Regions from separate parts of the Mus musculus genome. Here region 1 is linked to region 2. A link is a loop called in an ENCODE intact Hi-C map of the cell type or tissue named here. Cell type or tissue: left cerebral cortex. All regions are shown on one strand. Each heading gives the region's core, and the rest is flanking DNA. Links, peaks and the distances in the headings are about the cores only. Region 1 has its middle 140 kb from the start of Mir6388. Region 2 has its middle 190 kb from the start of Gm30948.

The links. Peaks named below come from ENCODE experiments on the same cell type or tissue, not always from the same donor. Only the 100,000 strongest peaks of a DNase experiment are listed, where the experiment ranks them.
Region 1: it touches region 2 in a loop (8-fold over the local background); 17 of 42 quality-filtered maps call a loop at or near these places.

The regions. Positions count from the first base shown.
Region 1 is chr12:115,551,260-115,559,606 of GRCm38, reverse strand. It overlaps Igh. Among named protein-coding and RNA genes, the nearest start is that of Mir6388, 140 kb to the left of the region's middle. In left cerebral cortex, for the core only: no CTCF peak of the experiment used is centred there; no DNase peak of the experiment used is centred there.
Region 2 is chr12:115,065,103-115,073,449 of GRCm38, reverse strand. It overlaps Igh and Ighv8-5. Among named protein-coding and RNA genes, the nearest start is that of Gm30948, 190 kb to the left of the region's middle. In left cerebral cortex, for the core only: no CTCF peak of the experiment used is centred there; a DNase peak (open chromatin) is centred at 5,114.

The DNA.
Region 1 (8,347 bases), core at 247-8,246, 490 kb before region 2:
ACCAAGGTAAAATTAGCATTAGTTCCATATTTATGGACCGACTCGGCAAGCTCTTTAATCTGCACATATTCTACCGGAGCGTGGACAGGCCCACCCTCGGCTCCTTCAAAGACCGGAAATGCCTGTTGCATTTTCCTTTGTTCCTCTCTAGGAATGAACGAGTCTGCGCATTGCCTCTCTGTCCATTGCCTCTCTGCGCAGGGCTGACGCCTTACGCAGGGCGGGGGCTCCGCATAGGGTGGAAGTGCACTATGACCTTGAAGCCGACTGCCCGGAGGCTGAACAGCATGCTGGCCTTCGCCAGCCGCTTTTGGCTTTTTCCTTAACTGATTAGCTAGCATTTTATCTGGCTGGTACTTTTTTCTCTCATAACGAGCTGCTTCCTCCTCCAAGTCTGTTTCTTCAGAGGAGAATTCTTCATCTGATTCAGAGCTACTAAGAGCTGGCTCCTTGAGCTCATCTAGTGATGAATATAAGCTCCTTCTCCTAGAGACCTCCGCTAATTGATCTTTTTTCTTTTCCTTCCTTCTAATCTCTCCCCAGGTATTCTAACCTGACCTAAACTTTTCCTCGGGTTCAAGACCCGTGGAAAGGCCTGTATACTTATTTTGTGCGCCATATTTCCTCTTTGCTCCTACTCTCTCTCCCCGCTTTACTTCTGATAGATTGCCCTGAATTTCATCCAGAATTTTCAGCTCTGCCTTAACCACTTGATAACATGTGAAAAGGAACAAAAAGGCTCCTAACACTAGAGAAAGTTCAAGGCCAAACATACCTTGTAAAGCTATTTCCCACTTTACTTCTGATAGACTGTCTTGAATTTCGTTAGAAAGTTCAAGGCCAGACGTACCTTGTAAAGCTATTTCCCACTTTACTTCTGATAGACTGTCTTGAATTTCGTTAGAAAGTTCAAGACCAGACTTACCTTGTAAAGCTATACTTATGGGTCCCCTGTTCCCCAGCTGAAGAGTTCTGAATTCACGCAGTTGAATCCTTCTCAACAGTCTGTTTTACGGGAACACTTCATTACCACCGTTCCCCAGCTGAGGAGTTCTGAATCCAGGCTGGATCCTTCTCAACAGTCTGTTTTACGGGAACCTTTATGACCGTGACCCACAGTTCTGGTTCCGAAATGAGGGATCTTCCTTGCGCCGGTGATGGTAAATTCCGTCCCATGTTTTCTCGTCCCGGGTTTTCTTGTCCCAGGTCTTCTCGTCCCGGGTTCCAGCACCAACTCTTACACGCGTTCGCGACCGGCCAGGAAAGACGCAACAAACCGGAATCTTCTGCGGCAAAAGCTTTATTGCTTACATCTTCAGGAGCCAGAGAGCAAGAGAGCAAGAGTGCAAGAGTGCAAGAGAGAGAATGGCGAGACCCCATCCCTTTTAAGGAGAATTATCCTCCGCCTAGGACGTGTCACTCCCTGATTGGCTGCAGCCTATCGGCCGAGCTGTCTTCACGGGGAAGGCAGAGCACATGGAGTGGAGAACTACCCTTGGCACATGCGCAAGGTGTGCATTTGTTTACCACTTAGAACACAGGATGTCAGTGCCATCTTGCAACGGCGAATGTGAGGGCGGCTTCCAACAATATAAAGCTAGTTGAGAACAAGAGCAAGATAAGTTTTAAATCTATAATTAATAAAAGTATGTCTTTGTGTTTTTATTCAGAGCTAGGGTAGGTGTAGTAAAACTATATCCTTATACCAATGTTGGTGTCAATGTGAGCACATGTATCTACCATAATTGGGTCAATAATTTTGGCGCAGAAGTGGCTGATCACACAATCAAGATTTAATTTCTGGTATATGCTCTTAAAGTACTGTTTTGTTTTGCTTTGTTTTTCCAGACATAGTTTCTCTGTACAAAGCTGCTTGACCTGGAACTACCACTCTAGACAAGGTTTGCCTCAAACTCAGATCCAATTGTCCCTACTTCCCGAATCAAGGGTTTAAAGTATTTTCTACCACCAACTGGGTATTCTCAACAAATATTTTTAATCATTCCTGGTCCTTTCATGAGATTTGGGGTGGGGTGGGGTGGATGTGCAGTTATATACATTGATCACTGTTTCTAATCTCATAGTCTGCACTGTTCCCAATATCCTGCACTATAATCACATGGCTATTACAGAACACGAACTACAGTGATACAAGACCAGTTTTACAGACTTCGGGATAACGGGTGTGAGTGATCCTCAGTTCTTTGTTGAGGACTGTTCAGTAATTCCAGATGGTGTCACAGCAGCAGAATTTGTCCATAAGTGATGTCAGAGTTAGGTTACTGAGTAAAGATTCCAGAGATTTTCTAAAACATCTCTAAAATGGATAATCCTGCATTTTATATGTTTGTCTGACCCCTGAGGAAACCATGTTGTATCATTCTGTGAAGATATCAGAATGAGAAGATGAGCCAGTTTCCAGACACAATCCTATCCTCAAAGTGACCTAGATTGTGAAATGGTGCCCAGTTCCTTACTTAGGTGGTCTTCATAGCCATCAAATATACACACTTCTAAAAGGATCTCCTAGGGTTTGTGATCAATAAAAATATGGCCCAACCACACGAGAAGGGAAAATTCATTAACTTTGAAAGGGGAAAATAGAAAAATGGTATAAATCAATATATCAACTTAGTCAAGGAAAGCTCCTGCATAGACACTGTACCAGATCAGCAAGTAATATGATCCTCATATTAGTTTAACTTAGGGGAATAAGCACATATTATCTATTTATAATATTATGAAATTTGGATATTTGCTAATGGATTACATTATAAGAGGAGGATTTCTATGTAAATCCACACTACTTAAATAGGCATGCACTTCTGTGCAATTCAACTTATGCGAGCCATCAGTATCTCATATACTGGAGTATGATGTACAGTATTATAAACATTACCCAGCACAACAGGCATTCTGAAATGCCAAGTAAAACCATTTAGCACCCTGGATTACAGGGATACATGTTCCTTTATAGTGTTAACTCATTGATATCTAGAGGATGCTGCCCTGTAAACTGACAATTCACAGAACATCACATGGTTTTTGACCAGTTAAGGAAGAGAGAACATGAATTAAACTGGTCCTCCTCTTTCTATCCTGCAATATTTTGTGGATCCAATGTGTGAACCCAAGGTTAGAACACAATATTTTTGAGTAATCTGTATTTATGCAGTATGTATTGCTGTTTAAATATGAGTAGCTCTACTTCAGATATTTAAATACACATGATTACATACATATTCCTACATAGTGCTCTTGGTTTTCATCATTACAGGGTCAATATTTCATATCTGTCTTCATTAGGGAAACATCAAATCCTGAAACACTTTACTAACACATGCACTACCAAGAAATAAGAGAACACTGCTACGCTCTCTGGTCAAGTCAACTGGACAACCCGAAAGGCTTAAAAGTCACTCATGAGGCAAAAGAGTTTCAAGGAAGCTCTCCTCCTGGAGTCTAGTGTTCTCTACCCATACATTAATTTTTCATTCCCAAGTTCCATTACCGCGCTAGTCTAGAGTATGGATCCACGTGCTCTCTTTCAGTATTTTCCTATTATAAGTGCTCTGACATGGCTAAAGCCTTCCACCAGTGTTCCAACAGTCCAAGGGCATCCCTGACCAATATCAAGGGTTTAGAATTCAGCAAGATTGTAAAAGCTAAGTCACTCCCTTAACACAGGAATTTACCATCACTTAGGAAGAAGGAAGTTTCAGACCAAAGGAGAAACCAGCATAGATACTATAGCAGAGTTACACCCATACACACGTATTTACAATGGCCTAAGGGGAAGGTGGACTATACAAGAGACTAAAATAGGAACTGTGGCAAGGACGCGAAGCCCTTGACCTTGGCTTCTAAGATTAGTGAATTTTAGGTGGAGCCCTTGTTGATCCCAGCTGTTATCAATGTATTCTATCCTGGGTGGTTCCCATTAGAACTTTTGTGTTTACATTCCTCTGTTTTATGTAAGATTCCGGTTACCTCAATTGTACCTTGCGAATATGTCACCCAACTTCCTTATTGTCCTCTGCATAAAAAGTCTGATGCTCCAGTTGTAAAATTACATTCAGATTCCACACAAACTCTCCTGCGTGTCTGTCATTCATCCACACTTTGCCCACCCGCGTCGAGAGACCCCGTTCCACGAAGACACAGGGACACAGAGGTCTGCGGCAGAACACTGGATTAAAAAGGTACATAGTTAGAGATAAAGCTTTCTCTTTTTTGTATTTTTTATTACGTATTTTCCTCAATTACATTTCCAATGCTATCCCAAAAGTCCCCCCCACCCCCCCCACTCCCCTACCCACCTATTCCCGTTTTTGGCCCTGGCATTCCCCTGTACTAGGGCATATAAGGTTTGCCTGTCCAATGGGCCTCTCTTTCCAGTGATGGCCGACTAGGCCATCTTTTGATACATATGCAGCTATAGTCAAGAGCTCTGGGCTATTGGTTAGTTCATAATGTTGCAAGATAAAGATTTCTAAGCACACATATTCTCCACCAATTAGGATCCTGTGTGTGAAATTCCCTCTCTACACTCATCTCATTAAATGCATGGAAATGCACTATGGTAAACAGATTGAATTGCACAATACATTTGTTCGATTCTATTTCCTTCTCAATGTGATTTTTAAAAATTGTTCATTTTTCACGAGTGTCACTGTAGTTCCTCTCTTTCTATTGTCTCCTGTATGTGAGATTTCCAAATATTCATCAATGTATACATGGAGTGATGCATCTTCTCTTAAGACTCACTGTTGCTCTTCTGTCCCCAGCTGCTCTAGCCCAGTTACAGCCTCATGAATGCAACAAAGACCCTGATTTCCCCCATTTACACCTTATTACAAATGGAGACCTACTCAGCTATTAAAAAGAATGAATTTATGAAATTCCAGGGCAAATGGATGGACCTGGAGGGCATCATCCTGAGTGAGGTAACCCAATCACAAAGGAACTCACACAATATGTACTCACTGATAAGTGGATATTAGCCCAGAAACTTAGGATACACAAGATATAAAATACCATTTGCTAAATGCATGAAACTCAAGAAGAACGAAGACCAAAGTGTGGACACTTTGCCCCTTCTTAGAATTGGGAACAAAACACCCATGGAAGGAGTTACAGAGACAAAGTTTGGAGCTGAGACAAAAGGATGGACCATTTAGAGATTGCCATACCCAGGAATCCATCCGATAATCAGCTTCCAAACGCTGACACCATTGCATACAGTAGCAAGATTTTGCTGAAAGGACCCAGATATAGCTGTCTCTTGTGAGACTATGCCGGGGCCTAGCAAACACAGAAGTGGATTCTCACAGTCAGCTATTGGATGGGTCACACGGCTCCCAATGGAGGATCTAAAGAAGTACCCAAGGAGCTAAAGGGTTCTGCAACACTATAGGTGGAACAACAATATGAACTATCCAGGACCCCCTGTAGCTCGTGTGTTTAGCTGCATATGAATCAGAAGATGACCTAGTCGGCCATCAGTGGAAAGAGAGGCCCATTGGTTGTGCAAACTTTATATGCCTCAGTACAGGGGAATGAGAGGGCCAAGAAGTGGGAGTGGGTGGGTGGGGGAGTGGGTGGGGGAGCATATGGGGGACTGTTGGGATAGCATTGGAAATGTAAATGAAATAAATACCCAATAAAAACATAAACAAACAAACAGACAAACAAACATACAAACAAACAAACAAACAAACAAACAAAACCAAATGGGAACTTCCAGAGATGGATCCAATTTCCACTAGGAAATAGGATGAATTTGGGAGATTATTAGTGATAATGTAGAAACAAATTACATTTAGTCACTAAGATATTAGCGACTTCCTATCAATAAACAAGAACAATTTCTCCATACAGCTGAGCCCTGTCAACACTGGAGTTGCAGAAATACCTTACTGCTCTAGAAAGATTGGGCAAATTCAGGCTAAGCCACAAGAAATCTACCTGCTGAGCTGGAGAGATGGCTCAGTGTTTAAGATCACTGAATGTTTTTCCAGAGGTCCTGAGTTCAATTCCAGCAACCACATGGTGGCTCGCAAGCATCTATAATGGGGTCTGGTTCCTCATCTAGTGTGTCTGAAGAGAGTGATAGTGTCCTCAAATACATTAAATAAATAAATAAATAAGTAAATAAATATTAATTAATTAATTAAAGAATTAATTGCTTAAAAATGAAATCTACCTCAAAGTGAGTTGAGGACAAGCAGTGCGTGGAATGGGTCTAAAAATCCCAATATACGGATATTGTTGTGGAAAGGACTGTGTATCCTCTGTGATTTCCTTTTTTTGCATTTATGAACTGACTTGTACTTATTGTGATTGAGATATAATGATTTTGTGTTCAAACTCAGTGAAGATTCCTCATCAAGGTCTTCAAGAATTTATATTTTCTTTTTTTATTCTTTTGTATATTTTTGGAAAAATACATACAATTTATTCACATCACTGATTCCTTCCCCAAACTTATGGCAGCTCCTTCCTCATAACCTCAACACAGCAAAACAGCCTTTTATTCTTCCTGGAGAAAGGAAAAAATGTAACAAAAATTAAAGATTGATCAAAAAACTTTCAATTAATAAGAAATACCCACATGCACACACACACACACACACACACACACTCTCTCTCTCTCTCTCTCTCTCTCTCTCTCTCTCTCTCTCTCTCTCTCAAATACAAAAGAAAACTCATAAAACTGCACTTTGCAAACATATAGAAAAAGACAAGTTGAAAAAAATGCACAAATTGACATGAGAATAAATATGTATAAAAATATTGTTGAGTTCATTTTGTATTGACCTTCTGTTGCTGGACATGTGTCTACCCTTAAGTGTGGTTAATAAGCCCAATAATGCTCCATTGGAGAAAGCAAATTTTTCCTTTGCTTGTGAGGTTCAATTTCAGAGACTTCTTGTTTAGAGTTGAGAACTTGTGGCTGTGTTCTTCTCTCAACACTGGGTCTTCATTTGGATTGAGTCTGTGCATAAATGTGCATGCTGTCTCAGACTCTGTAGTTCATATGTGCATGAGTCCTGTTATGTCTGGAAGATAGTTTCCTTGGAGACACCCCATTCCTTTGGCGCTTAAAATCTATTCAGTATTTAAATTCTTTCTCAGAAAAGAGGTTCATTATGGAGTTATTATGTAACCTAGAGAAACTACAATATCTTATACTTTTGTGGCACCTATGAGGACTCTCTGACCATTAACTCAAATTGAGTTGTCCTTTGACTGGCACTGACATGTTCAGTTAATAACTCGTGTCTTCTGGGATCTACACTGTCTACACATGTAGGTACCTCTGTTGAAATATACCTAAGTCAAAATAAAACACAAAGCTCATCCCTGTTCTTTCTATTCAGCTTTCTGCAAACATGTATCTCACATCACCCTAAATCATGACCCACTCAAGATCACTGGAACAATGCTAATAAGAAAACTCCAAGTCTTAGCTGCATATCACAACTTTCGCATAGATTTTCTTTGAATTTATCATTTTTGATAAAAATACTGTTTCAGCAGATCTATAAATGTTATATTAACCTGAACATAAAATTATTCCATCAACACATCGATATTACCAAATGTATACTAGCCAAATATTAGCTCTTCATTATTTCTCAACAGTTTGTCATAGAGTTAAAATTATAACTTTTGTCTCTTTTTACTTAATAATGCACTGTCCTTTACTCCTAGTATCACAACATTGAATGATCCTAGATTTCATCTTACCTTCCTCATAACACTTAACTTTGATTCATCCTACACCATTCCCTTATTCTCCATTTACTATCACCACTTTACATTTGAAACATTCTGCCTCATCTATATGAATTATTTTATCTCTGTTTTATTTCATCATCTCCTTTAATTATTAGGATCCTAGTGTTTCCTTCCCCTTCCCCTTCTCCTTCCCCTCTCCTTCCCCTTCTTCCCCTTCCTCCTCCTCCTCCTCTTCTTCTTCTTCTTCCTCCTCCTTCACCTTTCTCTTCTTCCTCTTCTTCATCCTCTTCTTCACTTTCATTTTTAAATTGTTTTCTCTCTTTTATTGAAAAGAGATTCTTTTGTCATGCAATATATATCCTGGATATAGTTTGGTTCCTTCCTGCTTCTCAGAATTCCTCCCTGCCTCCCTGCACCCCTGTGGATATACTCACTTTCTATCTCTCAGTAGAAATGAATCGGCTTCTAAGAGATAACAACGAAACTTGAAAAACTAAAATATAGTAAAATAATGGAATACATATTATGTTGAAGTTGAACACAGAAACCAAACAAGAAGAAAAATACCCAAGAACAGGCAAAGAGTCAAGAATCCATTAAATTT
Region 2 (8,347 bases), core at 213-8,212:
CAATGGAGAAGTGTACCCCTTTCTCCACATCCTCGCCAGCATCTGATGTCACCTGAGTTTTTGATCTTAGCCATTCTGACTGTAGTGAAGAAGATACAACTTGCCAAACGCATGAAATTCAAGAAGAATGAAGACCAAAGTGTGGACACTTTACCCTTTCTTAGAAATGGGAACAAAACACCCATAGAAGGAGTTACAGAGACAAAATTTGGAGCTGTGATGAAAGGATGGACCATCTAGTGATTGCCATATGCAGGGATCCATCCCATAATCAGCTTACAAATGCTGACACCATTGCCTACACTAGCAAGATTTTGCTGAAAGGACCCAGGTATAGCTGTCTCTTGTGAGACTATGCCGAGGCCTAGCAAACAAAGAAGTGGATGATCACAGTCAGCTATTGGATGGGTCACACAGCCCCCAATGGAGGAGCTAGAGAAATTACCCAAGGAGCTAAAGGGAACTGCAACCCTATAGGTGGAACAACAATATGAACTAACCAGTACCCGGGAGCTCTTGTCTCTAGCTGCATAAGTATCAAAAGATGGCCTAGTCGGCCATCACTGCAAAGAGAGGCCCATTGGACTTGCAAACTTTATATGCCCCAGTACAGGGGAACGCCAGGGCCAAAAAGGGGGAGTGAGTGGGTAGGGGATTGGGGGTGGGTGGGTATGGGGGACCTTTGGGATAGCATTGAAAATGTAAATGAGGAAAATACCTAATTAAAAAAAAAGATCTTTTACACAGCAAAAAAAAAAAAAGAGTGGGATGAGTCAAAATTATAAGCCCTTCAGTTGGTGATTTTTTTCCATGTTTGTTGCAGAAGAAGGCAGGGGGATAAAATCATTTGTAGTGAAACATTCTGGTTCACTATGTGTACTGGCTGGTTTTGTGTGTCAACTTGACACAAGCTAGAGTTACACAAAGGAGCTTCAGTTGGGGAAGTGCCTCCATGAGATCCAGCTTTCAAGCATTTTCTCAATTAGTAATCAAGAGGGGGAGGGCCCATTGTGGGTGGTGGCATCCCTGGGTCTTGGGTTCTATAAGAGAGCAGGCTGAGCAAGCCAGGGGAGACAAACCAGTAAAGAACATTCTTCCATGGTCTCTGCATCAGCTCCTGCTTGCTGACCTGCTTGAGTTCCAGTCCTAATGACCAAAGCCTTGTTAAATATTAGGAGATAAAAGCCTTGGTTCAGGCTCTCTGGTTGCGAAAAAGAGAGAAAGGTGAGAAGGAATAAAGAAGGAGAAAAAAAAGGGAAGGCAAAAGCGTGAGAGGAGAGGAAAGAAAAATAAGAGTCCTTGGGTGAAGAAAGAGCACTGGAACTGAGAGCTTGTATCTACTACTGACCAGAATCATTATTGAATTAGCTGAGCTCCTATTCCCACCGTGCTTCAAGACCCTCCCAGTGAACCTCTGCATTGTGTTACAATGGCTCATGACTATTGCGAGATGAGAGCCTCTTCATGACTGCTCACCTTCAGGAAGAAAGAAAAGAGGATAAGGACTTTACAAATTGTGGAGCAATCACTGAAGAATCCTTCAGACTGTCAGTTTACCCATTCAAGAACTAGTTCACTCTGAGGCAGAGCTCTGCCACCACTAAGATGGAGCTTTGAAGACACAGTGAACAGGTTCCCTGTGTGCTCAGAAACAAGTCCCTTTGAGGATGGATAGGACCAGCAGGGGGTGGTGTAGATTCAACTTTCACTAAGAGAGAAGCTGTAGTAGGTACAGAGAAACATCTGGAGAGTGAGAGTGAGGCAGTCCTAGGAGACTCTGAGGCTTCCTTTCCAAACATCACACACTTCAGTGATCATAAGATACATGTGATGGTCTTGTGGAAAGGCCTGAGTGCCTCTCCCTTGGATCATCATCCTGTCTATGGAAAGGTGTGGGCTCCCCTCCCTTGGAGCAATACCATCACATTCCCACTCCATCCACTGCCCCAACCTCCCCAAGTGTCTCTGGGCTGCCTTTTCTGCCCTTCAAACTTATGCCTTTCCCCAACTCCCCAGAATCACTCCCCTCCACAACCCCTCAGCCACTTTCTCCTGCTGCCCTAAGGACCTTTACAATTCCAGTACTTGGGACAGAAAATACTCACAGCCTTTCTCTTCCAAGTTCTATCTTTCCCTTCTGTGGTGGTTTGAATAAGTATGGCCTCCATAAGCCTCACACACTGGAGGTGTTGGGGGCACCAAGCCTAGAATCTCTGCCTAGGGACCAGGATGTAAAGGTCTCAGATACTGTTCCAGTCCCTGTCTGTGCACCTCATGGTCACTACCATGATAATAATGGACTACACCTCTGAAATTGTAAGTGAGCCCCAGGAAACCACTTCCTTTTATAAGTTGCCTTGGTCATGCTGTCTCTTTACAGCAATGGAACAGTAAAAAATAAAAAAAAAAAAATACATGTGACGGAGCTCCTGTGACAAGACTACCAGTTTAGGACAATAAAAGTTATTTGTTAAGTAATTGTGCATATGTTTTATTCATTGCATATTAACATTATTGGAAGGAAAAAACCCAATTCATATGCAAATAACAGAATGACAGAAAATTTAAACCATGATGTGTCAAGCATTCGGTCATCACCTTCACCGTTAGTTGGATCTGTAAATCTATCTGTAACTTCTTTCCCCTGGCAGAAGGGATTTTCTCAGTTGGAAAATATGAGTGATTGTGAATTGGGAACATAACCTTTTGATGTTCCATCCACAATGCTGAATCAATGAAGCTCTATTGGGAAGGTAGGAGACCTGGGTCCCACTGCCACATGAAATCCTCAGCTCAGGAGAAGGAGAGGGGGAGAAGCTGGACATATTTTCACAGCCTGGTCTTCCTCAATTTTTTATTTGTATTTTATTTATCTTATTTTTATTGTACATTTTATTTTCATTTATATTATTTATTTATTTATATTATTTATTTATTTATTTATTTATTTATTTATTTATTTATTTATTTATTTATTTATTTATTTATTTTGGTTTCTCAAGACAGGGTTTCGCTGTGTAGCCCTGGCTGTCCTGAAACTCACTCTTTAGACCAGGCTGGCCTCAAACTCATTATTTTTATTTTTATCTCTTACTTTTCTGTATATTTTCCCCTTGAGTGTATTTGTAAATTAGAACATTGTATTAGCTTGTCAAGAAAGAGTTTTCCACTGTTAGAATTTTAGAATTCTAGCCTACTGTGGATACACCCGAGGTTCCTAATAGTTTCTGATAAGAAATTCACTTTCTTTTCCCTGCCTGGATGCCATTTGCACCTTACGAGATTAGATCCTGTCTCTGGTAGCAGACTTTACACATCATCTAAAGGAAAGTCTGGTTGCTGCTGTACCCTGTACATATGAGAATCCTATTATATACAACATCAATATATAACATGCCTTCCTCAAATAAATCCCATGATAGTACAGTCAATTTCAATCCAAGTGCTTGATAGTTTCTGTAGGATGGATTGGAAGTTCCAACTTAGCCATTACTCGTCCCATCTGCAGTGCTTTTTCCCCCATCAAATGTCCTTGAAATGAACATAGAGACACAGAAATGATTATGGCACTTATTAGAAAAACATAAACACTCTAGTTGAGTTGGAAATAAGCTCTCTAGCTGAGTATACCTGAGTGCAGGAATTTTATAAAGTATATCAGTGAAATAATCTAAATGAATGAGTTAATGTGACAGTAATTTAGAGAAATCTGTTTCATTCTTGAGCCATATGTGGCATAGTGCTTTATATATAAATTTTTATAAAATCTAGTTTAATTACATTTCTGTATTTTAATTTTTTACCAAGTTGTCCATATCTCTGTGTGTACATTTATGGACTTGGACCCAGAATTACTTCAAGCACCTCTGAGAAACTCAGGAAAAAAATGTTCTCATTCATTGCAGCTCCTAGCACAGACTTAAGACAACATCGCACTTCTATGCCCTTCATGGACAAAGCATGTGAAATGAAACATCCGTGTTCCTGGTTAGAAAAGCTATTCTGTCTTCTGAAGAGTCTCTTTTCTGACTCAGGAACCAGCACTTTTTCTGTCACTTTAGCCCCTTAATACAAACCTGTCAACTTAGCCTCTGTGTCATCCATTCTAGGATCTTTGCCTTCTTGTAGACCCTTCCCCTTGCCTGATGAGAATGTACACAATGATCTTTGAGTCTCATGGAGACAATATCAGAAATTCTTCTATTTCAAGATACATAATCTACTCATATATAAAAATCATTTTAACATTGACAACCCCCTGGAAAAGGAATGCAAGTGTTCAGGTCTTATTGCACATCTTACACTAATGGTTCAGGTCCTCAGATGGCACTCAGCATTCTGGGATTGTTTTCTCTTCCTTATGTTGACACAAATTTGTGCTAAGATCCTATTTTATGGTTTGGACATACCTTGATATTTTTATCTTTCAAACATCTGAAAGTAGGAAGATGTTTTATTCATAAAGGGAACTTGATTGCTTTTGGTGTAGACTTCTTTAATGAAATTAGTCAGCTAAACAGGCTTTTTTCATTATATTCAGTCATGTTCATGCCAACAAATCACTGCATAATGTTGATCAAAGTTAGGCAAATCTCATTCTCTCTAAGTTCTAAAACATCAATACTGATAAGAACAAAGGTGTATGCATTGTGTCTTAACATTTCTGAAGGTTGTTGAACAATACTATAAGCTTGTGTGCTGTGCCTTCAAGAAGCCTCTGCCCACTGTGCCTTCTTCCAAGATTATCTGCAACTGAGTGAATTGAATAAACTCCCTGCTTCCTGTTTATGTATTCTGCTGTTGATTTTAAAGTTATCACAAATACAGGTCAATATAAAGAAGAAGCTACTGAGTATTAAATAGATAGAAATCTCAAATATGTGAGCCAGGAACTTGACACATAAATAAAGTCAATGAAATCACTCTTTTTCAAGGAATTATAGTATTCACAATTACCAGCCTTGGGATGGTATATACTCTTACATTATGCAAGAAGTATACAATTAATGTATCAACTTTGTGAAAAAATATATATTGGTAAGATTCACACAGAGTGTCATCAAGGTAGGAGTAAAATCTCCACTTTGAATCTCATCTGCCCTCCATGGAAAATCATAGGGAAGTGATTCCTAGATGAGTGAACAGAGTCTGGGCCCTTTGTGTTAGAGTGAGTGTCTCTCTCAACTCTACTGCATCCCAACACCACTCATCAGCAGAGTTGTGTACTGAGGAACCTGGCCTTGTGTGTTACATACTCTCTATGGTAAGCAAAAATGAATTCACTTGAGGGTTCCTGCATCTCCCATCATAGACTGATACCTGAGTCCTAAAACTTAAGTATACCATCAGAGGCAGCACCTGGTGAGGGAATGCAAATCTCTCCTGGATCCACCCAACCTTGGGTTGAAAAGCCAAAGCTGGGCCTGTGTACTCACAATCGTGCAGCCATGGGCAGGCTTACTTCTTCATTCTTGCTACTGATTGTCCCTGCATGTGAGTGCCAAGACTTCCTAAGGGCTAAACTTTTCTATCCTCACCTGTTCCAAACTTACCTTCTCCTTTTTCTTTTTCTCCACAGATGTCCTGTCCCAGGTTACTCTGAAAGAGTCTGGCCCTGGGATATTGCAGCCCTCCCAGACCCTCAGTCTGACTTGTTCTTTCTCTGGGTTTTCACTGAGCACTTCTAATATGGGTATAGGCTGGATTCGTCAGCCTTCAGGGAAGGGTCTAGAGTGGCTGGCACACATTTGGTGGAATGATGATAAGTACTATAACCCATCCCTGAAGAGCCGGCTCACAATCTCCAAGGATACCTCCAACAACCAGGTATTCCTCAAGATCACCAGTGTGGACACTGCAGATACTGCCACATACTACTGTGCTCAAATAGCACATTGTCATAGCCTCAGTTATCAGCTGTATAGTAATTCAGGCTGGTTTTCAGCTCTGTTCCTTCTTATTATATCGTAAGATAATATGATTTCACTTTTCTTCTGGTCTCTGTGGTTTCCTGTTTGCTCTTAGGTGAACAGCTTTCCATTCCTATTATTCACCCTAGGTCCTTATTAAGATGTTCATGAATGATTCTGTCTGTGTTTTGTTTTTTTAAAGCTGGTGGATGTTTGGTGACAGGTAGTTCAGAGCTATGGTTCCACTCAGTCTTAGGCTTCAAATTCGCACAGCAGAAGATTCCAAATTATTGTTATGTTCAACTTCAGTGAATAGTTGTAAATGGTGAAGATGGTAATTACTGGATGAGTATTCTCAAATTGAGTCACTGACCAAAGAGTGTCCATAGATACTGTCAAATAATTCAGACTGTTCTGACGTCTACTTGTTTCTGTCCACAAACTAATTTTAACACCATATGGTTCAAGACAACACTTATATATCTCAATGAACACAGAAGCTGAGCTTGTCCCCAAGTAGAGGTTTCATTCCTGTTGATTAGTGTTCATAATACTGGAGGTACTTTGTGTGGCATTGGATGAGAAAAGTAATAATCAATCTAGCTATAAACCCTGTTGTCTACAATAGTTGCCTGCTTGTGGATTTTGTTTATACAATAGGGGCACAAACATTTTAAGATTAATCATTTATTCATTGATGGAATTTGAGGCTTATAAAATTAGGATTAGGGTTAGGTTTAGGGTTACAGTTATGGTTAGCATTTGCCGTGGCTGACTCTGTTAGAATTCCCAAGGAACTGAAATTGGATAGGCCATGGTCCTAAGGGAAAATAATATGCCACTGTTCTGATAGAGCAGTATATGCATAAACTGATTTTTATTTACATATCCATATACTTAAACCAGTAACTCATCTATCCACCATCAGAGAGATGTTTTGCAGTAGATTGGAAGGAAGAGAGAACCAGAAATGGATAATTTTTAGAGCACTGGTACTAAGTGGTTTGTACTCATCAAACCTTCCTCCCAGGACTAATGGACTTTGGGAAGGAAGATTGGAATAGTCAGAGATGATGGATGACTCTAATGAAACATGCTCATCCAGAAACAATCGGGCTGATGCACGTATGGACTCACAGAAACTATGGAAACAAGCATAGGGCTCAGATTAGTTCAAGCCAGTGGGAGCCTGAGAGGGGGAAGACGGCCATGTGCTCCAAACACTAGCTAAGAATCTATTTGTAACTGGTATTCATTTACAATGGACAATTTAACTTCTTCAATGGAGTCTCACTTTCTGTATCAACCACACTAGAATGTAGGCCCTATGGCCAGGAGGTGGACAAACAAAACCAACACAAGAGCATATTTATAGAGAGTTTATACATATAGCTTTATTTAGGCATTATTTTTTGTCTTACTGTTTTTTATGTGTATTTGAGTTCAAATTTTGTCTTCTTTTGAGTTTGTGTCTGTGTAAATGTATGCATGTATGTATGTATATATGTATGTATGTACATATGTATGTATGTGTGTGTATTTGAGTGTGTGTGATAAGAGAGATGGGGTAGATAGTAACAGAGAGAGACAAAGAGACAGAAATTGATTCTTGCTTTTCTGTTTTAGTTTGTGTTTGGTTAAAGAGTGAGTGAAAGGAAGGGTATGAAGTTAGGTTGGTAGCAAAGGAGTGAGAATCTAGGTGGAGTTGGGGAGAAGAAAACTGTCATATTGCTTATATAGAGCTAGTTGAGAACAAGAGCAAGATAAGGTTTAAATCTATAATTAATAAATATACATCTTGGTGTTTTTATTCAGAGCAAGGGTAGTTATAATAAAACTATATCCTTATACCAATGTTGATGTCAATGTGAGCACATGTATCTACCATAATTGGGTCAATAACTTTGGAGCAGAAGTATCTGATCACACAATCAAGATTTAATTCCTGGTATATGTCCAATGTTGCTCTTAAAGTACTGTTTTGTTTTGCTTTGCTTTTCCAGACATAGTTTCTCTGTACAAAGCTGCTTGTCCTGGAACTACCACTTTAGAAAAGGTTAGCTTCAAACTCAGATCCAATTGTCCCTACTTCCTGAATCAAGGGTTTAAAGTATTTTCCACCACCAACTGGGTATTCTCAACAAATATTTTTAATCATCCGAGGTCCTCTCATGAGATTTGGGGTGGGGTGGGGTGGATGTGCAGTTATATACATTGATCACTATTTCTAATTTCATAGTCTGCACTGTTCCCAATATCCTGCCCTGTAATCACATGACTATTACAGAACACTAACTACAATGATACAAGACCAGTTTTACAGACTTTGGGATAACGGGAGTGACAGTGATCCTCAGTTCTTTGTTGAGGACTGCTCAGTAATTCCTGCTGGTGATTTAGGACATTGTCACAGCAGCAGAATTTGTCCATAAGTGATG